Linked DNA regions of Mus musculus: regions 2, 3, 4, 5, 6 and 7 are each linked to region 1. Evidence: chromatin loops called from intact Hi-C (ENCODE). Cell type or tissue: heart. All regions are shown on one strand. Region 1 holds the start of Enah (ENAH actin regulator). Region 2 overlaps Enah (ENAH actin regulator). Region 3 overlaps Enah (ENAH actin regulator). Region 4 overlaps Enah (ENAH actin regulator). Region 5 has its middle 7.1 kb from the start of Gm39719. Region 6 has its middle 10 kb from the start of Gm33669. Region 7 overlaps Gm39719 (a long non-coding RNA gene).

Evidence for each region. A loop is a pair of places that touch in the nucleus more often than their neighbours do. Peaks named below come from ENCODE experiments on the same cell type or tissue, not always from the same donor. Only the 100,000 strongest peaks of a DNase experiment are listed, where the experiment ranks them.
Region 2: it touches region 1 in a loop (1.9-fold over the local background); 9 of 42 quality-filtered maps call a loop at or near these places.
Region 3: it touches region 1 in a loop (1.9-fold over the local background); 9 of 42 quality-filtered maps call a loop at or near these places.
Region 4: a loop joins it to region 1, with 2.1 times the contacts of the local background. A loop is called at or near these places in 9 of 42 quality-filtered maps.
Region 5: it touches region 1 in a loop (2.4-fold over the local background); 13 of 42 quality-filtered maps call a loop at or near these places.
Region 6: it touches region 1 in a loop (2.2-fold over the local background); 9 of 42 quality-filtered maps call a loop at or near these places.
Region 7: it touches region 1 in a loop (4-fold over the local background); 20 of 42 quality-filtered maps call a loop at or near these places.

What each region holds. Positions count from the first base shown.
Region 1 is chr1:182,017,494-182,021,493 of GRCm38, reverse strand. It overlaps Enah (ENAH actin regulator), which reads left to right and starts at 1,514. Exons shown (of 15, transcript NM_010135.3): 1 at 1,514-1,964. The coding sequence starts at 1,960. In heart, no CTCF peak of the experiment used is centred here; a DNase peak (open chromatin) is centred at 1,553; H3K4me3 peaks cover 3,696 bases; H3K27ac peaks cover 3,112 bases.
Region 2 is chr1:181,919,388-181,923,387 of GRCm38, reverse strand. It overlaps Enah (ENAH actin regulator), which reads left to right. Exons shown (of 15, transcript NM_010135.3): 7 at 888-1,730; 8 at 3,759-4,000. Among named protein-coding and RNA genes, the nearest start is that of Gm33669, 43 kb to the right of the region's middle. In heart, a CTCF peak has its summit at 1,754; DNase peaks (open chromatin) are centred at 1,327 and 1,677; H3K4me3 peaks cover 1,076 bases; H3K27ac peaks cover 474 bases.
Region 3 is chr1:181,925,712-181,929,711 of GRCm38, reverse strand. The region is part of intron 5 of Enah (ENAH actin regulator); the gene reads left to right. Among named protein-coding and RNA genes, the nearest start is that of Gm33669, 49 kb to the right of the region's middle. In heart, no CTCF peak of the experiment used is centred here; no DNase peak of the experiment used is centred here.
Region 4 is chr1:181,930,732-181,934,731 of GRCm38, reverse strand. Enah (ENAH actin regulator) reads left to right here. Exons shown (of 15, transcript NM_010135.3): 5 at 3,970-4,000. Among named protein-coding and RNA genes, the nearest start is that of Gm33669, 54 kb to the right of the region's middle. In heart, no CTCF peak of the experiment used is centred here; no DNase peak of the experiment used is centred here.
Region 5 is chr1:182,087,210-182,091,209 of GRCm38, reverse strand. No RefSeq gene overlaps it. Among named protein-coding and RNA genes, the nearest start is that of Gm39719, 7.1 kb to the left of the region's middle. In heart, no CTCF peak of the experiment used is centred here; DNase peaks (open chromatin) are centred at 749, 1,109, 2,079 and 3,029; H3K4me3 peaks cover 312 bases; H3K27ac peaks cover 3,952 bases.
Region 6 is chr1:181,886,899-181,890,898 of GRCm38, reverse strand. No RefSeq gene overlaps it. Among named protein-coding and RNA genes, the nearest start is that of Gm33669, 10 kb to the right of the region's middle. In heart, no CTCF peak of the experiment used is centred here; a DNase peak (open chromatin) is centred at 1,908.
Region 7 is chr1:182,113,111-182,117,110 of GRCm38, reverse strand. It overlaps Gm39719 (a long non-coding RNA gene), which reads right to left. Exons shown (of 4, transcript XR_865804.2): 4 at 3,470-3,541. Gm33725 (a long non-coding RNA gene) reads left to right here. Exons shown (of 3, transcript XR_373761.4): 2 at 1,484-1,625. Among named protein-coding and RNA genes, the nearest start is that of Srp9, 9.6 kb to the left of the region's middle. In heart, CTCF peaks have their summits at 1,490 and 1,693 (motif pointing right); no DNase peak of the experiment used is centred here; H3K27ac peaks cover 610 bases.

The DNA of each region.
Region 1 (4,000 bases):
ATTTCTGTCTCTTCTCGTAATATGGGCAACAAGGACATTTGGCTGACAGGGCTGTTTTCTCTTCAGTCCTTGGAGATCCTTGAATAAAATGCTCTGTGATGGCAAGCTGTAATTAGCTATGTGGGTGGAAATTAGTGTTCTTCAAGTACACCATGTTTAGAGCAGAGGCACCGTGCTTTTTACTACCCGAGGCCACCCTGGTCCTGTGCCACAGCTCTAGGTCACTGCTTCTTGCAGGGCTTCCTTCCAAAAAGCAAACCGCCTTTGTTGAGCTCTGAAACCAGGAGGCTTTTCATAGTTAAAACAGGTTAAACTGTTCTCCAGACAATTCAGGCATTGACCAAGGATGGATAGGATACGTTAGCTTGTCATTTGAAAGTGCCCAGAATGCCAGCTTTCATAAGTATCTTTAGAACCGCAGCTCATTTTATATGGAACATCAAACTTTTGAATGGATTCCTGCAGTATTGCTAGGTCCTCCATTTTGGATGTAATAGAAATCGGGTAGCTGCAAAAACCCTTTCTAACCTAGTCTAGGCATCTGTATACTGCGCACGAAAGCGGGCTCTCAGTTTTTAAAAAATTTTATTAGATCATTGGATTTGCTGTTTTTCATTCTACACCCCCCGCCCCAAATTCGGGCTTCTCAGAGGCCTCCTGCACCATCTGACTAAACCATTCGCTGCGTTAGTATTTTCTATCTACCTTCTCAAGGAGGTGAGCTCCAGACTAGGTGAAAGACAGAGCATTTAAAATTATCCTCAGTTTCCATCCCTCCCCGCCCCCGGCCGGGATTCCCTTTCAGCTGGTGACGACAGAAAGGGTTCCACGGGCTGCGTCTCTCGCGGCTGCACAGGGTTCCGCGTGCCTCGGGCCACCGCGTTTCCCGACACCGATGCGTTAGCTGTGTGTGTGTGTGTGTGCGCGTTTATGCGCGCGTGTGTTTGTGCAGTCATCCCAGTACTGTGCGCGCGTCGGCCGGATCCCCAGGTCCAGCACGCTCGGGGGTCCTCGGGAATCCGGGGGACGACGATGGCCACGTTTTGCGTGTTCGGAACTCTCCTACATCCCGCCTACATCCCACGGGTGGGGGTGGGTGGGAGGGAATCACATCGCGGCGGGGACGCGCAGAGGGGGATGCCGGCCCGCGCGCCCTGGTCCTCTCCGCGATCGCGCCCGGCTCGTCACGCCCCCCCCAACCCCCCCACCGCGGTTCGCTCCTCACCTCAGCCTCCGGGCTGCGGGAAGGCCGCGGCAGGAGAGCGCGGTCAAGGGCAGAGCGGGCGCCGAGCCCCCCTCCGACCGCGGGGGGCGCGGAGCCGGGTGGGCGGCAACAAAGGGCCGTGGCCGCACCGCCGCCTCGCCTCGGCCGCCGCCCCGCAGCCCCCTCGTGCGCAACGCCCCTCGCCCCGGGAGGGAGGGGGAGGGGAGCGGGCGAAGCGGGAGCGGCGGGGGCGGCGGGAGGAGGGCGGCGCCTGCGTGCTCCTCCGCCGCCCCGCCCCCGGCGCCCCGCGGCGAGCCCGGCTCTCCTCCCGCGGCTGCAGCAGCTGCCGGTTCCTCACGGCCTCGGCGGCGGCGGTGACGGCGGCGCGCTCGGAGCGGCCTCTGGAGCGGCGGGCGGGCGGACGGACGGACGGACGGACGGGCGCGCGGCCCCGGCGGCTCCCGTCTGAAGCGGCGGACGAGGCTCGGCGGGGAGGAGGCGGCGACGCAGGCGGAGGAGGCGGCGGCCGCCGGGGACCCGCTCGGCGCCTCGGCCCCGTGCCCCGTCCCCAGCCCGTGGTCGCTCGCGCTCGGCGGGCCGGCGCCTCGCCTCTGCGCGCGGAGATGGTGTAGCCCGGCCGCCGGAGCCGGAGCCGCCTCTGCTCGCGCGTCCCCGCGGCGTCCGCCTCCCCGCCTGAGAAGAGACCCTCCGCTCGGCGGCTCCCGCGCCGGGGAAGCCTCGGCGCCGCCGGCACCATGAGGTGAGGGGCGCGCGGGCCGCCAGCCATTGTGCCGCGGCGCCGCGACCGCTCTGCGCGGACCCGCCTGCCCCGGCCCGCGGCGCCGGCTCGGCTCTCCCGGCTCTTTCTCGCTCCCTTTTGTCCCTTCGGGTTTCTCCGGTCCAGCTGCCCTGCCCAGCCGCTCTGATTTGGGGGAGGGGGCTCCTCCCGGTGTCCCCCTCCGATGCTCTTCTTTTACCCAGGATTTCCCTTCCTCAATTCAATATGCCAGCTCCCTCCCTCCCTCCCCCAGCCTGGGTTAACGAAACCCAGGAGATGGGGAGGGGCTCGGTAGTCGTAGCGTGCTCGTTGCCGAGAAACAGGTATTTTCCGTACATCTGTAAAAATTCTCTGCACTTTTAGTACAAAGCTCTAGTGTTTAATTAAAAGGGGGGTGGGGAGGAAAGTTTGGAAGGTTTGAAATCTCTGCGGGGAATAAAGTGCCTCTGGTAGGGGTAAAGCGGAGGAGCGGGGAAAGGTGAACATTTCTCGATGGTGGGGGAAGGGAGAGCATTTACTAGGTTTCCTCTGGCGGGGGACAGTGTGAGGCTGGGATAAGTTGGTTGAGGTTTGTAAGCCCGGGCGGGGGAGGGTTTTGTTTGGAAAGCCCTTCTCTCCGGTTCGTAGCAGCCTGTGTTGCATTGCAGCAGAAGCGGCCGCGTTTCCCTTCCTCTGTAATCAATACAATTATTTATTTATTTTTCAGCCCCAAAGGAAAGTCTTGGATGTACCGTGGTGAAATGCTTTTTGATTGATACGGTGAAACATATGGTGTGATGTTTTTTAATTTTTGTCTCTCCAGTTGTGTAGGAGAATAAACCATGATGTGGTGTGTCACTCATTGGCGACCACCCACCCCAAGCCTTTCCTAAGGTTGTTTTGTGTCCATAACCTCCCGCTTTTGGATTGGTGCAAGACTTAGTGAGAAATAGGACCTCGTAGACTGAAGGCTGATGCATTTTGCGTACTCATCCTTAAAGGCCTCCCTTTTAGGTTAAACAATTGTGGATGAAGTAAATTCCTCCGTTTCTTCCTCCCTCCCGAGATAGTCTTTCAGTTCATTTGGATTTGAATCTCCTTTGTGTTAAAGATTAATGGCCGACGGTTGCCAAGACCTTTATAATGTAATGAAATGAGATTTGAATAATATCTTCAAATTCCTTCTCTTTGGCCTGAAAATCTTGTCATTGGAATTTCCCCCCTTATTTCTGTTTGAAACTTTAGCTTTTATATCCCCCTCCTCAAAAAAAAAAAAAAAAATCAGGGTTGAACACAGACCCGTTACAATTTTAAGTATATTTTTGTGCTGTGTTTACTTAAGCTTACTATGAATTTTTCTGATTCTGGGTGACAGATCTTTATGTTAGTGTTAGATTTTTGCCAAGTGACCCCTTTTCCTGGGTGATTTCATACAACTTATTTCAAATGTTTAAAAAGTAATTAATGGCATAGAAATCAAGATTAATCTTTGTAAAATGCAAGTTGAGAAACCTGTTATATTTTTGTGCATTTTTGCTAAGCTACTGGTGGCCTTGAAAATTCAGGAACTGTTAAAAAACATGACTGTTCTGTCAGGTAATATTACATACTGTTGATTGTACTTTAGTGACATAATGCTATATAGGTCTTGCCCAACAAGTTAGTAGTTAGTAGTTTTTTGGTTTTTTTTTTTCAGACTTGCAATAATTTTCTTAAAACATTAAAAGGACAAAATAAAGCAGGGTATTTTAACATTTGATCAAAGCTATTTGAAAGCTTGTGAACAAAATATATTCAAGTTTGAAGTATTTAGTAAAACTTAAATCATACACTGTCTCAGTAAGTTATGTCTGGACTTAGAAGTTCTAGCTTCTAGCGAAATATAACTAATGCTTTGAAAGCTGTTTTCTTGCCATATTTCTTACTAGCTGTAGAGATAGAGAAATCACACTGACGTTTTCCCAGTGGTGTAAATACAGAACATTCCCCCCAGGTCTGAGGAGTTTGCGCAGTCTACAGTAATTCTTTGTAGGCTGATT
Region 2 (4,000 bases), 98 kb after region 1:
ATTGCTTAGAAACTAAAAGGAAGCCCTTGGGAATTTTTAGTCTGTCGTTTTAATTTTTCTTAACGCCCTAAAATTCAGCTATAAAGTGTGAATGTTTTTATGCAAAAAAAAATTTATAATGATCTTGGAAGATATTTCCCTTGTGCCATTGCTTAAAATTATCACATACTGTATGTATTATGCTACGTACAACAAGAAGTTAGCTTGGTTATAGTTAGATTTCTGAAGGAAAAATTAAAATAGATTAAAAATATTCTCAAAAATAACCGGTTATTTAAACATTTTCTGGTATGATGAAGAAAATCACAGTCTGATGGAATTTATAGTGTCATAGAGGATTATGATATAGTATAAACATTTAAGATGGTTAATATTTATCAAAGAATTTTAATCTTGAGCTATATGAGAGGCCAATGCCGGTTCAGTATTGGTTAATTTATTGTTCTTAACTGCATAATTGTCTGGAGTTATGGCTAAGAAGGTAGAGATGTCCAAAAATAAGACACTGAGTTGGGCATTCCTTTCCCATCGTAGTAAACATTTCGCCAGGTTTGAAACCACAACTCGGTTTATTCTGCTGTTTATAATAATTTTGATGCAGTTTTTAGTGGACTAAGTAATAAACATTAAGACTGTTACTATCCTTGTAGAGGATAAATTATTAATCCACATATTTAAAAGAACTTATTTCATCCTCTTTTGGGTTTCGAAATGTGCTTACAAGTTAAGTTTTCTCCAGTGGAGACAGTTATTTGCCTAATCCCCTGGTGCTAACTGTCATCCACGTTTGTGCGTTTTGTCTGATGCTGGTCTCGGGCTTCACTGGCTCCCTTTTTCTCTCTCCTTTTTTATCCTGTCTTTGCCGCTGCTTTCCACCTTATGTCCAGCTCCATCTTCAGACAGCTCCCTGTCTAGTGCTCCACTTCCTGAGTATTCCAGTTGCCAGCCGCCTTCGGCACCTCCTCCATCATATGCTAAAGTCATCTCAGCTCCGGTGTCAGACGCCACTCCTGATTACGCTGTAGTGACTGCTTTGCCACCTACTTCCACACCCCCTACACCACCACTGAGACACGCAGCGACACGTTTTGCAACATCTCTAGGTTCAGCCTTCCACCCTGTTCTTCCCCATTACGCTACAGTTCCTCGTCCTCTCAACAAAAACTCTCGACCTTCTTCTCCTGTGAACACACCCTCTTCTCAGCCTCCAGCTGCGAAGTCCTGTGCCTGGCCTACTTCCAATTTCTCGCCCCTCCCTCCATCTCCTCCAATAATGATTAGCAGCCCCCCTGGCAAAGCTACTGGCCCACGGCCTGTCCTTCCCGTTTGTGTCTCCTCTCCTGTGCCCCAAATGCCTCCGTCACCAACAGCACCCAATGGGTCGCTAGACTCTGTAACATACCCAGTGTCTCCACCGCCTACCTCAGGGCCAGCAGCGCCACCTCCGCCGCCACCGCCACCGCCACCGCCGCCGCCACCACCACCGCCGCTGCCACCGCCGCCGCTGCCTCCCCTCGCCTCACTCTCACACTGTGGATCACAGGCTTCTCCTCCTCCAGGCACCCCTCTTGCCTCAACTCCCTCATCCAAGCCCAGTGTTCTCCCTTCTCCCTCTGCAGCTGCCCCTGCCTCTGCGGAGACCCCTCTAAATCCTGAGCTGGGAGACTCCTCTGCTTCCGAGCCAGGCTTGCAGGCAGCCTCTCAGCCGGCCGAGTCGCCAACCCCACAGGGTAAGGCTTCACTTCTGCTGCTGACTACTGGTCATTCTGAGGAGTGCAGAGCAACTTTGCCTGCCTAGAAGAGTGGCTGGGTCCTATGGATTTCATGATTGAGCGTCTCTATGCCAAAGTGCTATTTGGGGTTGTATTATTATTATTATCATTATCATTATCATTATCATTATTATTATTATTATTATTATTATTATTATTTAGAACATTAAAATGAAGGATTTTGTTTTTTTAAATCCTGGGCCTTAGTTGGAATTTAGTATGGGAGATGTCCATATTAAACTTAGGTTTTAGATCGTTTGCAGTAAGTACTGTATTATAGGTGTTTTCTAATATTTAGGGATCCTAGTACTTCTACATTCATCTTAAACTTCACTAGGAGCACTTGACTGTTTCATCTTCCCTGGGGTAAATATGAGATATTTTCCTAGAGACATGGAGATCTGTTTAATAGATAAATCATCCCTGAGTTTTCCCTGGAGCACTCCTGCCCTAAGATCCCTTTTTCATTTCCACTTCTCCTGTATTGAGCTCTCTGTATTAGACCTTTAGGGTAGGTAGCCTCAGGCCCTTTGCAGAAGCAGAGGGTTGGCAGGCTTGGTGTATCCCCCAGAGGGTTCTATTGCAAGTGTTGCTATACAGGCAAACAGAAGGTCCTTGAAGGTTTCCTGTAGACACGGACCGTGATGCAGGGCAGCAGGGAAGGGCCATGTAACATTAAGTGCAGCCTGTGGACATAAAGATGGACGCGGTTCTGTACATAAGAAGGTGCATGGAACCCTGCCTTTGTTCCTCTTTATAAGTATAGGATGTAGAGAGGAAGTGTGCTTATACAAACAATGTAATAATCTGGATTTAGACATACCTCTTTTGTTAAAAGTAGATTTTTTTGATGCTGTCTTACTAGATTTTTGTAAAAGGTGAAAAGAAATTTATCATGTGTAATTTAGTATCTCTCTGATTGACATCTGAGCAAGAGGCCCTGCCAGGCTAAAGCCTACTGGTGCTCGGAGCTCAGTCCGAAGGATGGAAGAGCTCACCGTCAGCCCTCTGTTGCTCTGTGTGTATTCCCTGGTGAAACCTCCGAAGTGACAGCTACTCCCCAAGTGTGCAACTCACTAGCTTTACAGAAAGAAAATTAGCCCTGTTAAGGCTTAAGTAAATACTTACTAATTTGGTGTTTTCAATTTTAAGTAAATTCTTTACTCTGTGGTTTTTTTGTTTGTATGTTTGTTTGTTTTTAACAATATTTAAAAGTACTTCCTATATTTCTACCTCAAAGCCTAAAATCACTTTATATTTAAATTCTTTTTGGTTTTTTCGAGACAGGGTTTCTCTGTATAACCCTGGCTGTCCTGGAACTCACTTTGTAGACCAGGCTGGCCTCGAACTCAGAAATCGCCTGCCTCTGCCTCCTGAGTGCTGGGATCAAAGGCATGCTCCACCACGCCGGGCATATTTAACTTCTTAATTCTCAGTTAGTTTGAGGTTTTACCTCATATTAGTTTATTATATTTCTTCAGTAATGCCTATCTCAGACTACATGTAGAATCATTTTAAGATACTAAAACCTAAGACCCATTTCTCCAAGGTCTTCATCTTGTCTGTCTGTAGTCAGATATGTTTGTCATCATAGGTCAAAGGCTTAGGATTATCTTGGGTCTGTTATCTCAGGCAGTACTAACTGCATGTCTCTCTCTCTCTCTCTGTGTGTGTGTGCATGCGTGTATGTGCGCATAATTTTCTAAATTTGTATAAACATTTGTCTTCAAATCCCTGGGGGGGGCGGAGCTCATTAGTTTTATTAGAAAAAGTTGAATATTAAATGGTTGTATGTGCACCTTGGCTTTCAATTCTAATATCCTTAGTTAAAAACAAGTATTATGTATTAAGTATTATGATAGATCATTTTGTTCAGTGCAGTGTCTGAGTCACTTACTTGAGCATGGCATTCTGTATATCTGCCCGTGTAACCCACAGTGATTTAGCTGTGTTGTTAATGACTGTGTTAACTTTCCTTCCTCTCAGGCCTTGTCTTGGGACCACCTGCACCTCCGCCACCACCCCCTCTCCCATCAGGCCCTGCCTACGCCTCAGCACTTCCTCCTCCCCCAGGACCCCCTCCACCACCTCCACTGCCATCCACTGGTCCTCCTCCTCCACCCCCTCCACCACCCCCTCTTCCTAATCAAGCTCCTCCCCCTCCTCCCCCACCTCCTGCCCCTCCCCTCCCCGCATCTGGAATTTTCTCTGGATCCACGTCAGAAGAC
Region 3 (4,000 bases), 92 kb after region 1:
TGCTCTTTTATGCTCCTTGTAGGCCCTGTACATATGTGATACACAGACGTACATGCAGGCAAAACACCCATCCATACACATAAAATAAAAATAAATAGTTCTTTTTTAGAATTACAGTTTGCCCTGGGCAGTGATCTTAAAAGCCTTTAATCTCAGCACTCAGGAGGCAGAGGCAGGCAGATCTCTTGAGTTCAAGGCCAGCCTGGTCTACAGAATAAGTTCTGGGACATAAAGAAACCCTGTCTTGAAAAAAAAATAGGGGGCTGGAGAGATGGCTCAGTAGTTAAAAGCACAGATTGTTCTTCCAGAAGACCTGGGTTTAAATCTCAGTACCCACATGTCAGTTTACAACTAGCTATAATTCAAGTTCCAGTGGATATGACACCCTAATACAGACATACATGGAGGCAGAACACCAATGCAAATAAAATAAAATTTAAATTAGGAAAAAAAAATGTTAGCAAAGTTTACATCCTGCTTTTCTTACCAAAATTTAGTGTTTATTTTATACTCAAAAATACTTCTTTAAGTAACCACATTTCTAGTGCTTAATGGCCGTATATGGGAGGCATTAGAGTAAATCTTCTTCTAGTGAAAATTGAATTTACATCTCCAAGGTCTTTTTTTTTTTTTTTTTTTTTTTTTGTACTTACCCGTTGTTCATACTGGTATGTGCTGTGAGGAAGGCCAATTTAAACTGTCTTCTCAGCCAGGGACAGTGGCACAGAACTATAATGTCAACACTTAGATGCCAAAGATGAGGATTCCAGATTCAAGGCAAAATGAAATGTATTTTGATATCTCATTTACATTTTGTATTTAAACATAAGTACATATTTGTACTTACTTAGTGTGGGCCAGGGCCTGTAGTATCTGTTTATTTTGAAATCTAGTTTCCTTTTCTAAGCAGCTTCATAGAAGCTATTAAATGTTCTCTTAAAATGAGGGAAGAAATCAAGAGCTGTATAACATTGTTGTGGTCCAAGAAAAGTGGAATTGAACTTGAAAGAAAGAAGTTTGTGCCTAGCTTGGGAACAGCCTGCTTGCCTGAGTCAGGAAGCCCGTGGGCTCCTGATTGGTTTCTCACGAGGAAACAGGAGTGGGTGGGGAACCTGAGCATTTGACACGTTTAACCACATGAAGAGGGTTGTGTGCAGTTCTGCTGGAGAGCTTGGAGTGGCGCATTGGTGCATACATAGGGTTGACGTGGGGAAAGCCAAGGAAAGTATTAGTGTTCAGGATACAAATAGGAAGTTAGTTTCCTTGGAAAGTAGCTGATGGATGGGCAGGGAATGAAATGCTGTGTCAATACTGCAGGGGAAAGGAGAAAGAAAAATTGGGAGGTAGCCAGAGTAGGTAAGGAGCTAGAGTATAACGCAGGGATAGAGCTCATGGAGGCCCCAGGTTCAATTGCTGACCACCCAGATAGTGGGAATTAAATAATTTATCAAGTAGGAAAAGAGTTACATCTAAATATGAGAAGTCGGGTATAGATATTTGTAAAGAAATTGCTGTTCAGAACCTTGAGATAAATTCAAGAATGTTAAAACTTAGTTGCTTCTGTAGGAAGAAATCAGGAGTAGTGAGCATTATTAAGATGCTCTATAATAATCCCCTTTTAAAAACTAGGTATGGCTTTTATACGTTGTAGTCAACATAAAGTTGTTGGATATTTTAAATATTACTTTGTTGACCTAATACTTTTATTATATCATAATACAATTTTCTGTGTGTGTGTGTGTGTGTGTGATTCATCAAGTCAGTTTCTGGTTCCTACTCATTATTAATATTTGGCTTCCTTGGCTGTGATGGGAAAATATATTCTAAGAAACATGAGTCAGTCCTACATTCATCTCAACACAGAAGATAGTTTAGTTAACATCTAAAAATAGCTTTCAAATCATCACTACTACCTGCAAGTTATAAAGGGGAATAAGAACCCCTTTATAGCACAGAACTAAGGACCTGGAGTAATGAAAGTGTACAGCACTCCCATTATCCTCCAGAGGCAGGATGGACCAAGAGTCGATCGCATTCTGCTGTAAGTATTGGCTCTTGTCTTAGGAGTTTTGTGATATTCAATTTCAACTATCTTCTTTTTTTTTTTTTTTAGTAGAGCGGTGAAATGCCCACACAGGACAATGAAAAGTGTGTATCTACACCAGCTGTAGTAGTACACACCTTTAATCCCAGCACTTGGGAGACAGAAACTGTTGAGTCTGTGTGAGTTCAAAGCCAGCTGGGGCTTCATAGTGAGACCCTGTCTCAGAAAAGTTAACTAAAAAAAATACAAATTTTTACATTTTGACATATCAGCATTATTTAGTGTTAGCAACCAGAATGCTTTTTTTTTTTCTGATTTGTTCTCCCACTTCATTTTATGAAATTGAAATTTATATTTACCCAAAAACTGTCCTAGGTAAAGGTGAATAAAATATATCTTGACATTTTATTTATATTTTGCATGTCTCACAAGACTATGTCTTCATAAAAACATAAACTAAACATGTATTTGTATGTATATTGATTTTGTTGTGGGCCAGTATTTTGTTGTTGTGATGGTAGTGGGTTTTGGGTTTTTGTTTTTTGTTTTCATTTGTTTACTTTTAGGGACTGATGTTTTGGGGGAAAATACCTCAATGATAGATAGATATATATATCTTTTATGTTTTTACTTAATATATTTAAAATACTTTAGTGGCCATAATAGTATTCACTTATGTTTGTTTCTGGAAAAGGTATGTTAATTGTTTTCTCTGAAGAACATTCAAATGATTGAAAATGTTACATCTAACTTAAAAAAAACAAGCATCTTGGAATTTTCTCACAGCTCGGAATTCAGACACGTGTGTTAATAAAATCTGGAGATGGTTTTACTACTTGGCAGCCAGCAGACAGATGTAACCAACCTCTAGAAGAAGGGTTTCTTGCATTTTCTGTATGCAAGCTGGTAGTGATGACTCTAAGGAAAGCATCGTTTATAATTTTGGAGACTCCTTAAAAAGATTTGGAAATGTCTCACATTATAGCTTAAAATGTTATGGTCAGATTTGTAAGCCTTTCAATTTAAGTAGGAATTATTCATGCCACCACAAATTTGTAAGTCAGAAAATTTCTTGATGGTGTTTTCATTCCCATATACATAGACATCTTTTCAATGACCTGGCTAAAAGTATTCACTGCTTTATTCAAACATCAGTCTCTTAAGTGTATCAACTGCATACTTGAGTTATCTATCGGCAAACTTGGAAATATTCTTTGGCGCCCTGCTCTTTTCCTTAGTACACATTCTATCTTTTATTGGCTGGAAGCCTTTAAGATTATATTGGCATGTGCAAAACTCTTCTTAAGTCAGTACATTCTAGTTATAAGGGTCATTATTTCAGGACTGCTTCCAGACTCAGCCATACCTATCTCACCTATGGTGACTACCAAAAGTTACTTATGCTTGTGTTAAAGCATTATGATGCTTTGAGAAACACGTGTAAAAGTTACTGGTTTTTTGTTTTTGTTTTTGTTTGTCTTTTAATGCCCAGCAATTAGAAAGGAATGCAGTGCAGTCAGAGTACCATGTAGCTCAGCTGTGGACAGTGATTATCTAATGTTAGTGTCGCCCTGACATTGATTTTTTTCCTATAGCTCTGTGTGTGTGTGTGTGTGTGTGTGTGTGTGTGTGTGTGTGTGTGTGTGTGTGTGTGGTATCTCAGGGTATAGTATAACCTAACTGTAGTTTCATTCTCCCTCCCTCCCTCCCTCCCTCTCTCCCTCCCTCCCTCCCTAGTTCTCCTTCCTACCTCCCATCTCCCCAAGAGCCATTCCCTAATTCTCATCAGAAAAGAGCTGGCCTCCCAAGGACATCAGGCAAACCACATAACTAGCTGCAATAAGACCAGGCACATACCATCACACAAGCATCCAGTGCTCACCACTGAGCCATATCCCTAGCACTTAAAGGCCTAAAATTTTAATACAAACCTCAGTTGAGTTTCCTCATTAAATG
Region 4 (4,000 bases), 87 kb after region 1:
GTGTATGTACTTTTTCTATGTAACTCGGAATTTTTAGTGTGACTTCTTAGTATTGTTGATATGGTTTCTGGCTTTTAAGTTTCTATGCTTGGATTAGATAAGCATGTTATAATAAGGGAAAAAAAAGAGGAAATTCTAATTTATCTCCTGGTCATGTAAGTTTCCTTTGGATCTGCTCTAGCTGGTGGTTACAGCAGTGAGCACCTATTTTATGGCGAGTTGTAAATCTCTGCTCCTCGCCCCCAGACTCCAGCTTAGTACTGCAGATGGCTTAACATCAGTAATGTTATCTCTGGTCTGGTCTTACCCCGGGCTTCTCCTGGGCCTCTAGGAGCAATCATTGATATTTGTGTGATGTTATACCTCTCTTCAGCTCATTTTGGAAATGCACTTGATACTGTAACTTCGTGCTTTTCGGGTTGAGATCCACGTGTAGAATGATAGCTTACCCAGTTTTAAAGGGGAAAAAGGAATTTGACCGTATTAACAAAGGGGAGTTTTTAAAACATAAAATAACAGGTTTAAAACACAGATTTCCTTTATAATGGCCTTTTATTTATATACAGTCTTCCATCTGATTGCTAAATTTAAGTTTAGCTGTATTGTATATAACAGCACCTACTTGTCCTTTAGTCCTGTTTTTAGTCTGTGGCTAATTGTTACCTAGACTTGTGAGAATTAAAATGAGGAGAGTAAGTGAAATGCGCTTTGGCCAAAACTCAGAATTGAAGGCAAGACTGAAGTGCCATTCTTATTGGAGAGAAGTTCATATCAGATTTCTATCATTTATAGAATGCATATCCGCAACATTGCTACTCTGTCTTTATTAGGAACAGTAATTCACAAACTTTCCTTTGCCTAGCCTGGGCATATTAGGACTAGCCATAGGCCTGGTTATCAGGCAGACCCTCAGGCAGAGGGCTAGATAGAGCAGAATCCCCCATTTCTGCACCTTGGTTGTTTCTCCCCCCACCCCCACCCCCCTTTTTTCTTCTTCACAACGATAACTGATAAAATGCTATTTACCCATTGAGATGGTTGTGAAAGTATCTATTTTGTATTTTATGAGAAGACAGATACTCAGTTTGGAATATGGCCCATTTGAAAAAATAGTATACATATCAGAAAATAGAGCAACTGATGACCTTGGCTAACCGTAGTCTCTGCTTTTTGTTGTTTTGTAACACCTTTGATACAGCTCACTAATTTTATATCCCTTTAAAATGTTTGATGAAAAGGAATATGTAATTGTGTACCTTTAGTTTATAATTTACCCAGAATTTTTATCTAATAATTATAGTATTCTATAATTATGCATAATTGCATATATATTTCAGGATGCTGGATTTTTACAACTTGGCAATATTGGTGAAGAAGGAAAACAAAACAAGCAGATTAAATGTAGATGTCACAGAATGCCAAAGAGGGATTTTAAGAATGCCCGGATAAACAGATGGCTTGTTATCATACAGCTATGTAGTAAAGAATTACAGGAGTTAATTCTTAGATTAAAATCCTCATCTTAAAGGATTCCTTGAAGTTTTCCTTTTTATGTGGTAGGAGTGCACTGTAGTGAATTTCCACATTAAGTTTGTTTTATGAGTCACATCAGGATTCTTAGGGGCTTTTTGGAAGTTTTGTTCTGTTGAGAGTATATTTAACCCACGGTGACCCTAACCTCAAAATTCTCCTGTGGGTGCCTCCCAGATGCTGGCATACACTACCATGCTGGGCCCAGAGCTAGATTCAAACAAACAAAATTGTTTAGTAAGATCAATAAGATTAAATTGAAATTTTAATATATTTGACTTGAATATATAAATTTCAGCTAAAAGTATAGGCTTAATTCATTGATAGGATGGTTGAGATACGATGCCTTCTCTAGATGTGAGCATGACAATTAGACTCCCGATTTCCAGCTGTTTCATTATACTGGCCAAAGTTTTCATTTAAACACTCAGACATAATTTTTAAACTGAGCCATAATGATCTTTTAAGTTGGTTTTACCAAATTCTTTTACTTTATAGTTTTAAAATAAAATAACTATAAGCATAGATATATAAATTATACTCCTCCCAATTTTATATGTTCTTAAATTTGTCCTCCCAGCTCAGTGTCTCTCTACTTTTTTCTAAAAGGATCTTTTCTCTATAAAATAGGAAACATTAATGTACAGCCCAATATGGCAGTGTTTTTCAAAACATCATTGTGTTAATTTTCTAAACATTCTATTAGACAACATATTTTCATTTATGTAAACATTTATATGTGTGTTTGCTTTTAAAACGTGTTTTTGGTTTTTCTTGTTAATTACATGGGGTTGATTTTATATTTTCTTTATTTGGTTCTCAAAGTATCAGGCTTATATCTAATGAAATACATTGCTGCAGTTGTCATCTAATTTGTCATTAGAGGGCAAATTAAATGACTAATCTAAAATCATGTAAAGAGATGAAGTTTAGTAGGTAAGTTCAGATCATTTTCCTGCTTTTCCATACTGGGAGGGGCCAGTGCTGTCTTACATCCTGATGAACCTTCGCTTCCGGCTGTGGGTCTGCTCCACGAGGGGAAATAGCCGCTTCCATGGTCCTCACGCAGCACAGCAGCATGTTGTAGTACACACGGCACTGAGTGTCAGGCCCTCACACAGCACAGCAGCATGTTGTAGTACACACACGGCACTGAGTCTCAGGCCCTCACACAGCACAGCAGCATGTTGTATGTAGTACACACGGCACTGAGTGTCAGGCCCTCACGCAGCACAGCAGCATGTTGTATGTAGTACACACGGCACTGAGTCTCAGGGCCCTCACGCAGCATAGCAGCTTGTTGTATGTAGTACACACGGCACTGAGTGTCAGGCCCTCACGCAGCACAGCAGCATGTTGTATGTAGTACACACGGCACTGAGTCTCAGGCCCTCACGCAGCACAGCAGCATGTTGTATGTAGTACACACACGGCACTGACTCACTTACTTTTTATAGTAGTGCTCTACACAACTCTGAGAAGTCAAGTGACACTTCTCAGACGGTGGAAAGAAACTGTCTTTACTTTCTTGCTTTTACTCTTGAAGATTTCAAGGTCGTTCTAGCTTAACCTTAGATTGTTCATCTCATTGTATATTATACTAGGTGCAACAAGGATCTCACTTAATTTTTATATCCTGTGACAATAAGATTTCCCATAATTTAGTGACAGTCTAAGATAATAAAAATGGGTCTGCGTTATCTATGGATGCTGGGAGTGGCTGGATGGTCAGTGGTTTCTCATGACAGTTCCGTGTTTGTGTAAACACAGGGTCTCCCCAACCCTCTGCCTTTCTTACCCCAAATGAAAAGTTGTTAAGATGACCTAGAACATTACAAATTCAGCTAAGTAGGTTAATACTATAGAGTTTAGCAAATGTTTGTTTCACCAGTCCTGGAAATGCCAGGTCATTAAACAGGAATGGCAGCTCAGGTGGGCAGGTTTGATAACTGCATTAGCATACTTCCGTCTAGTATGCGGTTCTCACACTCTCTCTCTCCTGTTTTTCATTTCCAGTGTTCTATTTAGGTGAGTTTTTAAATTCTGATCTTTCATTTAAGTTTTTCCTCTCCACCTCATGAATAATTACCCCAAACAAAATGTCTCATTGTCTCGGAAACTGTCAGGCTCGCTCGGGCGCCTATTCAGATGCTCATTGAACACTTGTTTCACCAAGCTCTTCATATATAAATGTTTATTTTCCCTTTATTGTTGGTGTTTCCATTTGTTTGAAGTAAGCCTTCTGGAGATGATGACAGCATTATGTTGCAGTCTTTCATTTGCTGTGTGTTATGTAAGCTTATATTTTATTTTGCTAGATGAAAAGAAGATGCATTTTTTTTAATATGTGATGGTTTTATGTTGTTCTCATGGTTTAATTTCCTCCACCCAGCTTAGTAGAATAGTAATATTCATCTGTAATGTTTCCTCCCTTTGTAGGGCCAACATTGCCTAGACAAAATTCACAGCT
Region 5 (4,000 bases), 70 kb before region 1:
CACACACACACACACATCTACACACACCACACACACACATTGGCACACAGACACAGACACACATATACAAGAACACACTTGTGTGTTTTCTAAGTTAAAAATCAACAGATCTGTACAGGCTACCCTCTTTGCTCTTCTTCCTCTCAGATTCCCTGGATGCAGGGATAGTGGCCAAAGCATTCTTCTCCATGGAGAGTGACAAGAAGTTATGGGAAGGTCCCCTCCCTTCCTCCATTTCTCATTTGTATTCACAAGACGGGACCAGATAGACTTCAGCCTAGACAAAGTACGACAGTTAGCGAGCAGGCATCTGTCACAGGGCCGGGCGCTTTGTACCAGGATGGTGCTGAACTTTTGGTGTATGGTGCATGGTGCTGAACATGATCGAGGGTTTCGACCATGACCGTGGTCAGGGTCATGCAGTGCCTTGGGGGCCCTGGCAGCCTGGATGCCCTGCACTTCTGATGAGTCCCTGTAGGCTCAGAACCCTCTCAGGTGACCTGCAGGTTTGTGTGCCAGTTTTTAGAGCCAGGTGAGAGAAGAGAGACACCCCACTCCGTCCACCCTTACCCTCCCCTTCCCCCTTGCCAAGGCTGAGAGGCCCCCATAGCCACACTGCAGCATTTTTCCTGTAGTTGTGGGAACCCCAACTGCCTTGCATTCCCTGGTTAGTGCCTTCCCACACTGCAGGTCGCTCTTCTGTTCCATTGGAAGTCTGTAAATGTAGGCCAAGTGCGATAAGGAGGGGTGGGGGCGTGGCAGGGGCCTGGCCTTTGTTTTCTCCTGCCTCGCTGACTTGTTTAACTCTCCCTGGGTCTATTTCCTTTTCCTTAGGTAAAATAGGAATGGTAATCACAGCTGCCTCCAAAGTGGGTGGCTTAGAGGATTACAGTAGCTACAGCAGGAGACAGCGCTTACCTCGGAGACTCAGCACAATTCGTCCTCACTAGAGAAAACAAAATGAAGACAGATAGCAGCTCCCATTGTGCACACTGGACCCCTGAACAAAACCTCTTCTGACATTAGAGAAATCTGCCACCCTGGCATCTTGGATGGTGTCCCAGGCAGGGATGGGCACTTACTGTCCCATGCCAGCCCTAGGCAGAGACAGCCGGGGCCCCAGAGGACCCAGGCCACTCCCCATCGGAAGGCTGCAGGCCTGGCTCGGGGAGCTGATTCACATTTTGTCCTGGGAACACTGCACTTGGAAAAACATTATTGATTCTGCGGCTCAGGCTAAGGAGGAAGAAGGACTGAATTCCATTACCTAAAGCATTTATGTGGCCTATGTCTGCTCTATTTAAAGAGGCACTCGGCAATCGTTTTCATTACTGTCTCTTCTGAAAACAGTCACATCTCGGTTTTACAAAGGCAGAAGGAGCTGGCTCAAGAACACGTGGCCAAATAGCAAAAGTTAGAAATCACAGCCCTTAAGTTCCATGCAGATCGTCTCACCAGCCTGCTCTCCCCGAGGGCCTGCAAGGGCCTCTCCTGCTTACAGATAAGTCACCGAACAGTCACCAGGGAAGTGCAGACCCTTATGCTAGGCAACATGACCTTGTTTCCTCCAGCTTAGGACCACGGGTGGACTGAAACTGTTCAACCGAATCTTGAAAGATCCTGGTGCCAGCCAGTCCTCAAGGAGGCTGTTTAGACTTTTTCCAGGATCTGTGTCACAATGCAGAGCTCTGGACAGGGGACTTGGGGTGTGTAGGGAAACAGCGAACTGGCCTTGTGTATCCTCCGTATTCAAACTGTGGCAGAGTATATGACCCCATGGATTTGAGGGAGGAGGAGGAGGTCGGGACTTAAACTGGAAACAAAGCCCTGGTCTAGGCAGTCACTGTGCCTCATCTACGCGTGACACAGTTGTTCCGGACCTTTCCGCACAGTAGCTCTTGGCAAAGACTCCAGGAGGAGTGGTTCTGAGCATTGTTCCATCTTCATAGGACCTAGGACGTAGGTACAGATAGCCCAGCTCCAAAGTCTAAGACAGAAGCTTCACCAGGCTTCCCCTGGGCTCCCTCTTGGGACAGTGTGGAATGTGTTGAGTTTTTCCAGATGATCCCAGGCCCAGGCTCTTCACGGAGGAGGCCTGGCCAGCTTCCAGATAATTATAGCTCAGTGCCCGAGCCAGGGCCCTGCTGCCCAAGACCTGGGGACCAAGGCCTTTGATCACAGCAGCGTGACAATCTGTCCTGTTACCGAGAGAAGCATTCTTGTCACGTGACCCTCCGAGATGGGCCAGTTTGTAGAGAGCAGTGTTTAGTGACTGGCTCTCGCACTGCACAGAGAACATGGTGAACCGGGTAGGCTTGATTGCAGAGGGAAACTAAGAAGACAGGTTGTGGCCTCTCAGTTGGTGAAACAGACACCTGAAATAACCCCAGCCCTCAGGCCTGACCCCATAGCTTCCTTGTCCCAGGAAGGAGCTTTATCCGATTCTTGAGAGCACAGCTCAGTTCTCTTCATTATGGCCCCTCTGTGTCCTGAAGCTAGGCCTTTTCTCTCTCCTTTTGAGATATACCCAAGGAGGGGGGTCAGTTATCTGGAATAACTCAAATGTCCCAGTCTGAAGACCACCTGTGGGTCTGGCTCTCCTGGGGTGTTCAGGAAAGGAAGCTAGCTGATCTGGTGCCTTCTGGGATTTGCATGCAGGCATCTGTTACATGTTCTTTAGCTGCTGGGCAAAAACCTCTGTGTAGACACAACCATCTACTAAGTCAGCTTTCAGGACAGGCCTCAGCAAGCCAGCAGCTTGGTGGGAGGCGCCCTGAGTCAGCTCGGAAAGTAAAGCTGACACGCCACCTGACCTCAGAGGTGAGTGTGTCATGCTTTCTGTTCTTCTTATGGCCTTCTCCTGCCTACCGGGGGACTCAGATGAGAGGCTAGGAACCCCTAGAATAGAGCTGGTGGCCACTTAGACACCTTAATATTACACCCGGTGGCTTCCAAGCCCAAATGCTTGACTCTGCCGTTGGGACTCTGCCAGATCTTTTGTAACATTTGAACACAGTCATCGAAAGCACCAGATGACAGAATTTCCCTCAGAGATTGGGAAATTATGATCGGGATGATGGCATATTTCTGGAACCCAGGATGGATGGCTTCCCAGAGGCCAAGAGAAAGAAGGAGGTCAAACTCCCAGATTCCCATCCCTGCTCTCTGGAAGCAGCTCAACCCTTTGTTGTTTTATATACTGAGGCCGGGGATAGAGTTCATTTAAAGGAGAACTCCGCTGCCTCTTATCCTCCCCGCTTCCTGTTATACAGCTTTTTAAAAGAGGAAACACCAAGCCAGGCAGTGGTGGCCTTTAATCCCAGCACCCAGGAGGCAGAGGCAGGCGGATCTCTTGAGTTCAAGGACAGCCTGGTCTACAGAGCAAGTTGCCGGACAGCCAGGGCTACACAGAGAAACCCTGTCTCGAAAAAAAAGGAGGAAAAGGAGGAGGAAGAGGAGGAGGAAGAGAAGGAGGAGAGGAGGAAGAGGAGGGGGAGGAGGAAGAGGAGGAGGAGGAACAGCAAGAGGAAGTAGTGTATTGTTGTGTTGTTTGGTCCTGGGGATGGGACCCAGGGTGTCAGACATGCCAGGCAAGTGCTGTATCACTGAGCTACATTCCCCAACACTAAGAAGTCAAGCATGAGGAAACACTCTGGAAGTCCTTCAGATCTCAGTTGGGCCTCTCTGAATGAGTCTGCACCCGGCAGCTCAGTCTGACTGACCCTGAAAGAAGATTCGTGCTCACATGATCTTCCCCGGCCCTTGTCTTTGTGACAAAGAGAGATCACTATTTGGAATATTAATCCAAAATAATAACCACATATGGGGATCTAACATAGTTCACAGTTAAAATCACATGAAATTAAGGCATAGATTGTCTTCCAACATAGGAGTCATCTTTCTTCCACCAGCCCTGGGTCAAGCCCGAGAAGGAATGGGGGAGACCAGTTCACTTGCTCCGCTCATCTGTGGACAAGTGACCCTCTGGCTACAGATAGAC
Region 6 (4,000 bases), 130 kb after region 1:
CTGCACCTGTACCCACAGACTTATATCCTGTGAAGCCCCCCCCCCAGACTGCAGGCCCAAGTTCAAGCCCCTCCTCTCTCCTCCTTGAGACATGCCAACACAAGATTGCATATACCCAAGGTGCCTCAAGTTCAGTGTGGCCCTGCCACCTTCCCATCCTTTTCCACTGTCACCCTAGACTCCATTTCTCAGCATCTCTTGGGTTTGCTTCACCTGTCCAGAGATAAGCAAGCTATGGCTCTGCCTCTAAAGGGTCCTCATGATGAGCCCACCCCGTCCAGTCACCTCACACACACACCCAACACCCCACCCCACCCCACCCCACCCAGTTTACTGCCCTCCTCTTACAGTAGCCAGAGCACTGTATGACCAAAACATCCCTGTCTGCTGAAAGCTTTTTGAGGCTCCGGGAGGCCCAGGTGGAAGTCTGAGTTCCTCACTTGCCCATCATCCTGGGGCCAGCAGCTGGAGGAGACAGAGACCATAAGATGCCTGAACAATGTGTTCCCTCCTCACCTCCGCCCCTTCCTCCGCTGCTATGATCCTGACTTGCTCAGGTCTCAGCTGAATCCCTTTGATCTCAAGAATGTAGATCCAGATTTGTTCTGAGGGGTCCTCGTGGCTCTTTCTGGACAGTGAGATGAAATGGGACATGTTTTGGAAACGTTCAGCAAAGACTTTTTCCTCCAACATAAGAGGAAGATCAATGTGGAAAAGCGCTTTGCCCAAACCTCACTCAGTCTTCAGTTCTCTTTCTTGATGACATGTATTTAATTCTCAGAGCCACTGCATCCACTTTGCAACAGGAGAGGAAAGTTAGACTGAGCCAGCAGACTTGACGCTTGACTTTACCAGACCTGCTTGCAACCACCTTCCTCCTCGGCACTTAAAACCAAAGTACCATTGTTTAGGCCATGCCTAGGCAAAGGGTTCCTGTAGGAATCCCTAAAGAGAGAGTGGGAAGCAGGAAAAAGTGAAGATTTTATAGAGGCACCTGTGATTAGAGGTGCAGCGCATTCCCGGAAGTGCTCCCGAAGGGCGTGGGGCAACTGAGAAAGGGCCAGTCCCTTGTGGTGAGACTTGGGGCCAAGTTCTGTTCTCTCACAGCCACTTTGACATGGCACTTCAGCCCCAGGGACACACCCAGAATAACACTTGCCCAAATGATCAGGACACGCCACAATCCAGTCAATTTGACTCTCAAAATTGACCATCATAGGTATGTGATCTTCCCCCGAGCTTCCAAGGACCTTGGGAGCTCCTTTTTTTTTTTTTTTTTTTTTTTTTAGATTTATTTATTATATGTAAGTACACTGTAGCTGTCTTCAGAGGGCGTCAGATCTTGTTACAGATGGTTGTAAGCCACCATGTGGTTGCTGGGATTTGAACTTCAGACCTTCGGAAGAGCAGCCGGGTGCTCTTACCCACTGAGCCATCTCACCAGCCCCTTGGGAGCTCCTTTGAAAGACGTTTTTTTCAGTACCTACAGCTGGATTAAATGCTGAGCCTTCCTCCCGGGAGAGGAGGGAGCTACAATGTGACCATTTTCTTCTGCCTCCTTCTGACCAGAATGAGCCTTGTCCCCATCTCATCTCTGGAGGAAAGCAGAGATCCTGTTTGCTCAGCACCCCAGGAAGTCATTCCCACCTTCCACATCAGTTCTGGCTTTTCGGTGCCTGGTGAGCTGCACTGAGAGCAGATGTTGGGTCTGGGCCTGCGATTAGGCCAGGCTAGCTTGAAAGTCAAGACACAATGCCAGGATAGACCTAGGCAGGCATCAAAAGTGATGGGGGAGAAACCAGTGTTCCTCTGCTTGTCCCTCTCATTGTCTCTAAGAGTGTCACCCAGCTGGCCGGGGCTATCCAAGCTGCAGTGCTCGGGCGCCTCCCAGCGGTAGCTCTAGGCAGCGCGTCTCCTGGCTGTTAGGCAGCGCCCTCTGCTGGCTAATGTCTGTTCCTTCTCTTCTCACACTTGGGCACAGCGCACAGCCATGCATGTTGATGGGTGGACACGGGCTCCAAACCCGAGGATTTGCTAAGGAAAAAATGAGACTTTAAAGCTGGAGAAAGTATGCAGAGACTATGAAGGAAGACTCCATACACTGTTGTCGCTGTGGTGAGGGGAGCCCCGGAGTGTCCAGATTCTAGATGGGCCCTACAGGCCGGCCAACTTCTACAGTCAGATGTTTTACTGGTCAAGATTATGCTGGAAATGTGAAGTGCGTGCTGTGAGCGAAGCGGCAGGTAGGGTCAAAGCAGGAGCCCTTTCTTTGTACATGCCTGCAGTTTGGGGTAGAAGAGAGGTCTCAGGGCTAGGAGCATGGCTAGCCATTGAGCACGGGGAGAGGAACACCGGAGATAGAAAGCAGGAAGATACCCTGGGAGGTAGAAACAGACATCTGAGAGCCGAAGACAGCCAAGGGCAGATCCTGAGCATTAGTGAGCCACAAAAATGAAGACCAGGGAGACAGAGCAGTGTGTTGAAGGCACTGCAGAACTGAAGTGTGGATCTGCCATCCTCTATACCCATGGTAGCCATCAGGGGAACCAATCAGAATGGAGGCTTCAGTCACTAGCTGAGTAGGTGTTTTTGTTTCTTCCTAGCATGTTCCACGTAGTGGAATATGCTGAACTGCAGGAGTCAGCCTACAGCATTCACACAGAGCTTTACCCAAAAGTCTAGGCTCACCAAAGGAAGCCAGAGGACCAAGCATTCATTATCTTTGCACCTGGACAGGTGTCTCCCCTCTGATAGGCCCATGGTGGGACTGGGCCTAGAGACCATCTCATAGCCCACTGCTTAAGGCCTTTGGGTCCACCAGCTAGCAATGGCCTAACACGGTGGGCTCTGAGGGCGAAGGCCATCTCCATGTCCTCTAGACTGGCTCTCCCAGTAACAGGGGAGGACTGAGGGGCCCTGTATCCCCAGTTGACAAGGTGGCTCATGTGTAGTCTCAGCTCTTGTGGCTCATGGCTACAGATGGCTTGAGTGGAGGCATCTGTGCTTAGGAGTTACGTGCAACTTGGGTGGACTCCCAGGCAAAGCTCACAGTGAAAGTGAGCTGGCAGAAGAGCCACTGACTTCCCTAGGTGCCAATGTCAGCCCTGGGCCTCTAGCTCTCTGCCTTGGGTCCAACATGTCACTTACCCAAGAGCTCTCAGTCCCTTCTGACACTGTCCCTCTTCGCTCACTCTCCTGGACACTAGAGAAATTCAGCAGCAAACAGTGGCCTCAGACTTAGGACAGGGCTGCAGCAGGAGGCAGGAGACATTTGTCCTACTTCCTCTGGCTCTGGGGTCCACCTTGCCACTTAGTGGCAGGACAGATGTGATGGTGACATTTTTGCCCTCCAAGCACCCTGCTTGCTCAGGGTTAACCTGGACATGCATCACCTCCCTGTCAGCCTACTATGGGCCTGAGTGGAGTCCACACAACAGTGCGCTCTGCTCTGGCCTTGTCTTTGTTTTGAGGCCAGGACACAATGGACAGTCTGCCAAAAAAAAAAAAAAAAACCAAGCTGGGTATATACATTTCCGCTCATAGAGTGTGTCCCTAGCATGTTAGAAACTCTGAGTTTGATCCCAAACCTCAAGAAGACAGGACATGGTGGAACACACCTTTAATCCTAGCACTCGGGAAGTGGAGGCAGGAAGATCAGAAGTTCAAGGTCACCCAAGGGCATTCAGCAAAGCCTCTCTGCTCCTGTGCCCAGAGTTCCTGATGCCCAGCCTGGGTCTTGAGAATGGCATATCAAAGTATCCTCCACCTCCGCTAAGTAAACTTCTTCCTAGCCTGCCAGATAATCTTTTGCTGGAGCTAGGATCCTCTCTTTGATCTTAGGAGGCCTGGGTATCTAGTGATCTGCTGTGTGCTGATTGCTGGGCTCAGGGAGAGAAATAGTCTTCTACTTATTGTTTGCTTTGCTGTTTTTGTTGTTGTTATTTTGATGTTGTTGTTGTTTTGGTTTGGTTTGGGGTTTTTTTTGTTTGTTTGCTTGTTT
Region 7 (4,000 bases), 96 kb before region 1:
GTCTCTCCAGCCCCTGGTTCTATATCTTTTACCCAAAAGTTTCAGTGGCCAGTAAGATGATTATTCTCACTTGTCAACCTGGTGGATCTATAATCACTTGGGAGACAGGCCATGAGGAGGCCTGTGGGAGATTATATTGATGAGGTTAACTGAGGTGGAAGTATTGTGAGCAGCTCCATTCTCTAGGCTGGACTCCCAGACTGTATAAAAAGGATAAAGTGAGCCAGGTGTGATGGCACATACATTTCATGCATTTAATCCCAGCACCAAAGAGACAGAGGCAGACAGATCTCTGTGATTCTGAGGACAGCATGGTCTACATAGTGAGTTCTAGGACAGCCAGGAATATATAGAGAGAGGCACTCTGACTCAAAACAAGCAAACAACAACAACAAAGTGAGCAGGACACACTCATTATTTCCTGCTTTCTGACTGTGGACATGATCTGACCAGCCGCCTCAGACTCTGCCTCATTCATTGTCTTGCTGGCCATGATGGGGCTGACACTGTGAGCCAACCAAAGTCCTTCCTTCCTTCCTTCCTTCCTTCCTTCCTTCCTTCCTTCCTTCCTTCCTTCCTTCCTTAAGTGGCTTTTGTCACGCTATTTTATCTCAGCAACGGGGACAGTAACTAATGGGGACAGTAGCTGGTAAGCGAGAAAAGGAAGGGACTCTGCTCTGTAAAGTGTTGTTGGCAGGGCACCTGGCCACTATGCGTGAGATCCTGAGTTTCACTGCAAAAGGAAGAGAAAAAAACCCTCCAATAGTGTTTTGAATGGAATGACTATTTCTGAGCGCGCTTCTCCTGCTTGAACTTTTGTCCCCCTCTGTTTTCCTTGGTTTGGCTTCTACACACAGGGCAGCAGCTGTTCTGAACTAAGAACAGGTGTGGGTCCTTAAATGAATTCCTCCTCTAATGGGCATCACAATAGTCCCGAGTGTCCCAAGTGCAGCTGGCATGCCAAACATGTGTGGCTATGTTTATTCTCCCGAAATAAATATTTATAGAACCCACTATGTGCCAGCAGCATCAAGGAAGACTTTGTTCTTCTACCTTCCCAGGTTTCATGGACCCAAAGCAAGACAGGCTGGGTAAAACACACCTGCTAAGAGAAGCCAACTAAAAAATCCTGTTTATCCAGAACACTCTTGCCCCAAGGAAGGAGGGAGGGAAACCTGAGGAGGCCCTCCCAGCAGAAGGGCTCAGACCAGCGGAGGGCAGTGCTGTGCAGTAGATCCAAGCCAAGTACTGGCTCAGAATCAGCCCTTCCTGAGGAGACCAGACTCCAAGCTGCAGGAACTCAGCTTAGCTGGAAGGTGTCTGCCATTTGCTTAAAACCCAGGGACTATTGAGTGTGGGTCCTTGGAGATCAGTCTTGAGTGCTTCCCGGGAACCTTTGGGGACACAGACATTCAGATGCTGTGCTGTCTCCACACTTTACCTTCTTAGACACCCAAACAATCCTGACACTTCTTTTCACCAGAAAAGCTTGGCCAGGAATTTCCAATCCAGTGTTACTTATTGAGCTCCTGGGTGCCTCTTCCTGGGTCTGCCAACCAAGTGGATGAGCTTCAGAGAGTCCAGAGAAGCACACGAGATGTTTACACGCTAATAAGAGAGCACAGGTAGGTGAGGAGGTCGGTCAAATTTACCTGGAAATGGAAATGTGCACTGATGGAGCCCTTCCACAAGGGGGCACACAACACTCAGGGTTCCACAGAAGTCTTCCGGCCCCTGCCTGACCAGGTAACTCAGTCAGGACAAGACAACCTAACCTATCAGTGTATACTCAAAATATGTCCAAAGGGTTGGGAGAAGTGTGTGCTCTGGGACGCCACCAAGGCTAATCTCCAATGGCCCAAATTCAATAGTCCCTGGAATTTCTGTCTTTATTGGTTGTTTTTTTGTTGTGGTGGTGGTGGTAGTGGTGGGCTATTTGTATGTTTAGGTTTTTGGGTTTTGTTTGATTGTTTAGTTTTGTCTTTTTGGGACAAGTTTTGAAACTTGTGGCAATCCTCCTGTCTCTGCCCTCTGAGTGCTAGGATACCTACCATGATTTTACTTATTTTTATTTTCTAGTACATGAGTAGGTAATTGCTCTATTCCTGAACTATCCTGTCAGCCAGGTCCATCGCTCAGAATCCCTGTCCTGCTGCCTCAAGATCGTATTGGGACTGGGGCAGGGCAACAAGGGCAGGCAGTGCAAGAGCCTGCCGGGCATCCAAGCCCAGGTGCTGGGACGCAGCCTGGGAGTCGACTCAGCCCCACCTCTAAGACACCCGGTGCACCTCTGAGGTCCTGGAGGTGGCCTCCAGCTCTCCTGTGCCCTGCCTCAAGGATGCTGATGTTTTTGTGATTTGAACCACTAATAATCCATTAAGTGAAACAGATTTCAAACAGAACAAACACACCCCAAAAACAACAGGAGAAAAGCCTTGGGGTGTTTGGGTTTGTCTTGTTTGGGAGGGGAGAGGGATATAGGTGTTGGTGCTTTCCCAAGGGTGTTGAGCACAAAGAGTGCCCTGACTGAACCTCGGACACCAGCAAAGCCACCCTTAGGGCCACCTCCTTTGGTACAAGCTGCCGGTGCTGGAGACCAGAGGTCGAAGGCAAAGCACTGAGATTCCCGAGGCTCAGCCCGTAGGTTTCATCTGCATCTTATTAAAATGAAATTCAAATCCCAGTAGCTGGAAGAAAAGGTCGGGATTTGACCCAGTCGGTGACCTCCCCCTGTTCCTCCCTCTTCTTCCCTGGCCCAGGTCCCATCAGAGCCGGGCTCCAATTTCCCCTCTCCCTGGGTAGCCCCGCACTGCTCAGAAACTCCACAGAATGGCTCCATTGTAGGCCACACAAACCAAAATAGCCGCATTTCTGTCCTCTGCCTTAGGGAGCATCACTTAAAACCCCAAAGTCCCAGATGTGGACGACAATGGAAGTTGTTGTTGCAAATTAACTATCCTGAAAGTGGTGAGAGGCAGGTAGTCGGAAAGCAGCCAGTGGGGTGGGCTGGGCTGTGGGAGAGGGAACAATTACATAGTCACTCCATTAACCCAATTAGCAAACTCTGGCAGGGATTCCCTCGTCAACAAAGCAGCATGGTAAGGAAGGTGGGAACCGGGACAGGGTGGGGGTACTCTTGGAATGAAGGGGCTAAGAGTAAAACTTCAGTTACCTCTCCCGCTGACGAATGCTATTTCTATCAAATGGTAAATGTTCTGGGTTCTTTTTTTAAACCATGCCCCAGAGCACTGGATGAACAGTGTTCGCTTTAATTAATGAATCAGATGACATCTCCACTCAGCAGCAGGCTCCGCTCAGCTGTGGAAACCCTCTGGGTGGCCTAGAGAACGGGGACTGTGGAGTCCTGATTGCACACAGCTGTCAGCTCATTGGTCATCCAGTCCAAAAGGTCAGGGGACCCCTCCCCAGCATCCTCCTGGTTGCAAGAGCTTTCTTAGGTTTCGAGAAGGGGACCAGCATCGAAGAGTGTGACCGTAGTAATGTTTCTTCTGAGTCCTTTTGTACAGGCTGTGCCAAGGAGCTGGAATTTAGAGGGAAGGACAATGTACGTCGTATGAAATGGTCAATCAGGCTTTCTGATCCAAGCAGGGGTGAGCAAGGACACAGAGCAACAGGTGTCACTAGTGGGTGGGGGCGGGGTGGGGGTCCTGGGAATACCATGATGACCTCACATGCCTAGAATAACCCTCTGGTGAAGAGGCCTTGGAGAGGGCAGTGCGGGCTGGAGCTGTGCTGAGGAAGATCTTCCACCCGCCCGCTTCAAGCCGTGGTGCATGCGGCATGCGACATGGGATATGGGACTCGCCTAGCGGCATACTTAGCAGCATGGATTATGGGGCTGCAGCATGCAGAAAATACAGAGAAGGGTTGAGGTCTCTGGCCACTAGGTGCTCCGTGACTGTGGAGGAGCAGACGGAGAAGATAAGGGGGTGAGATGATGTTGGGCAGGGTCCTGTGTCAGTTTCCCCACTCAGCCTTG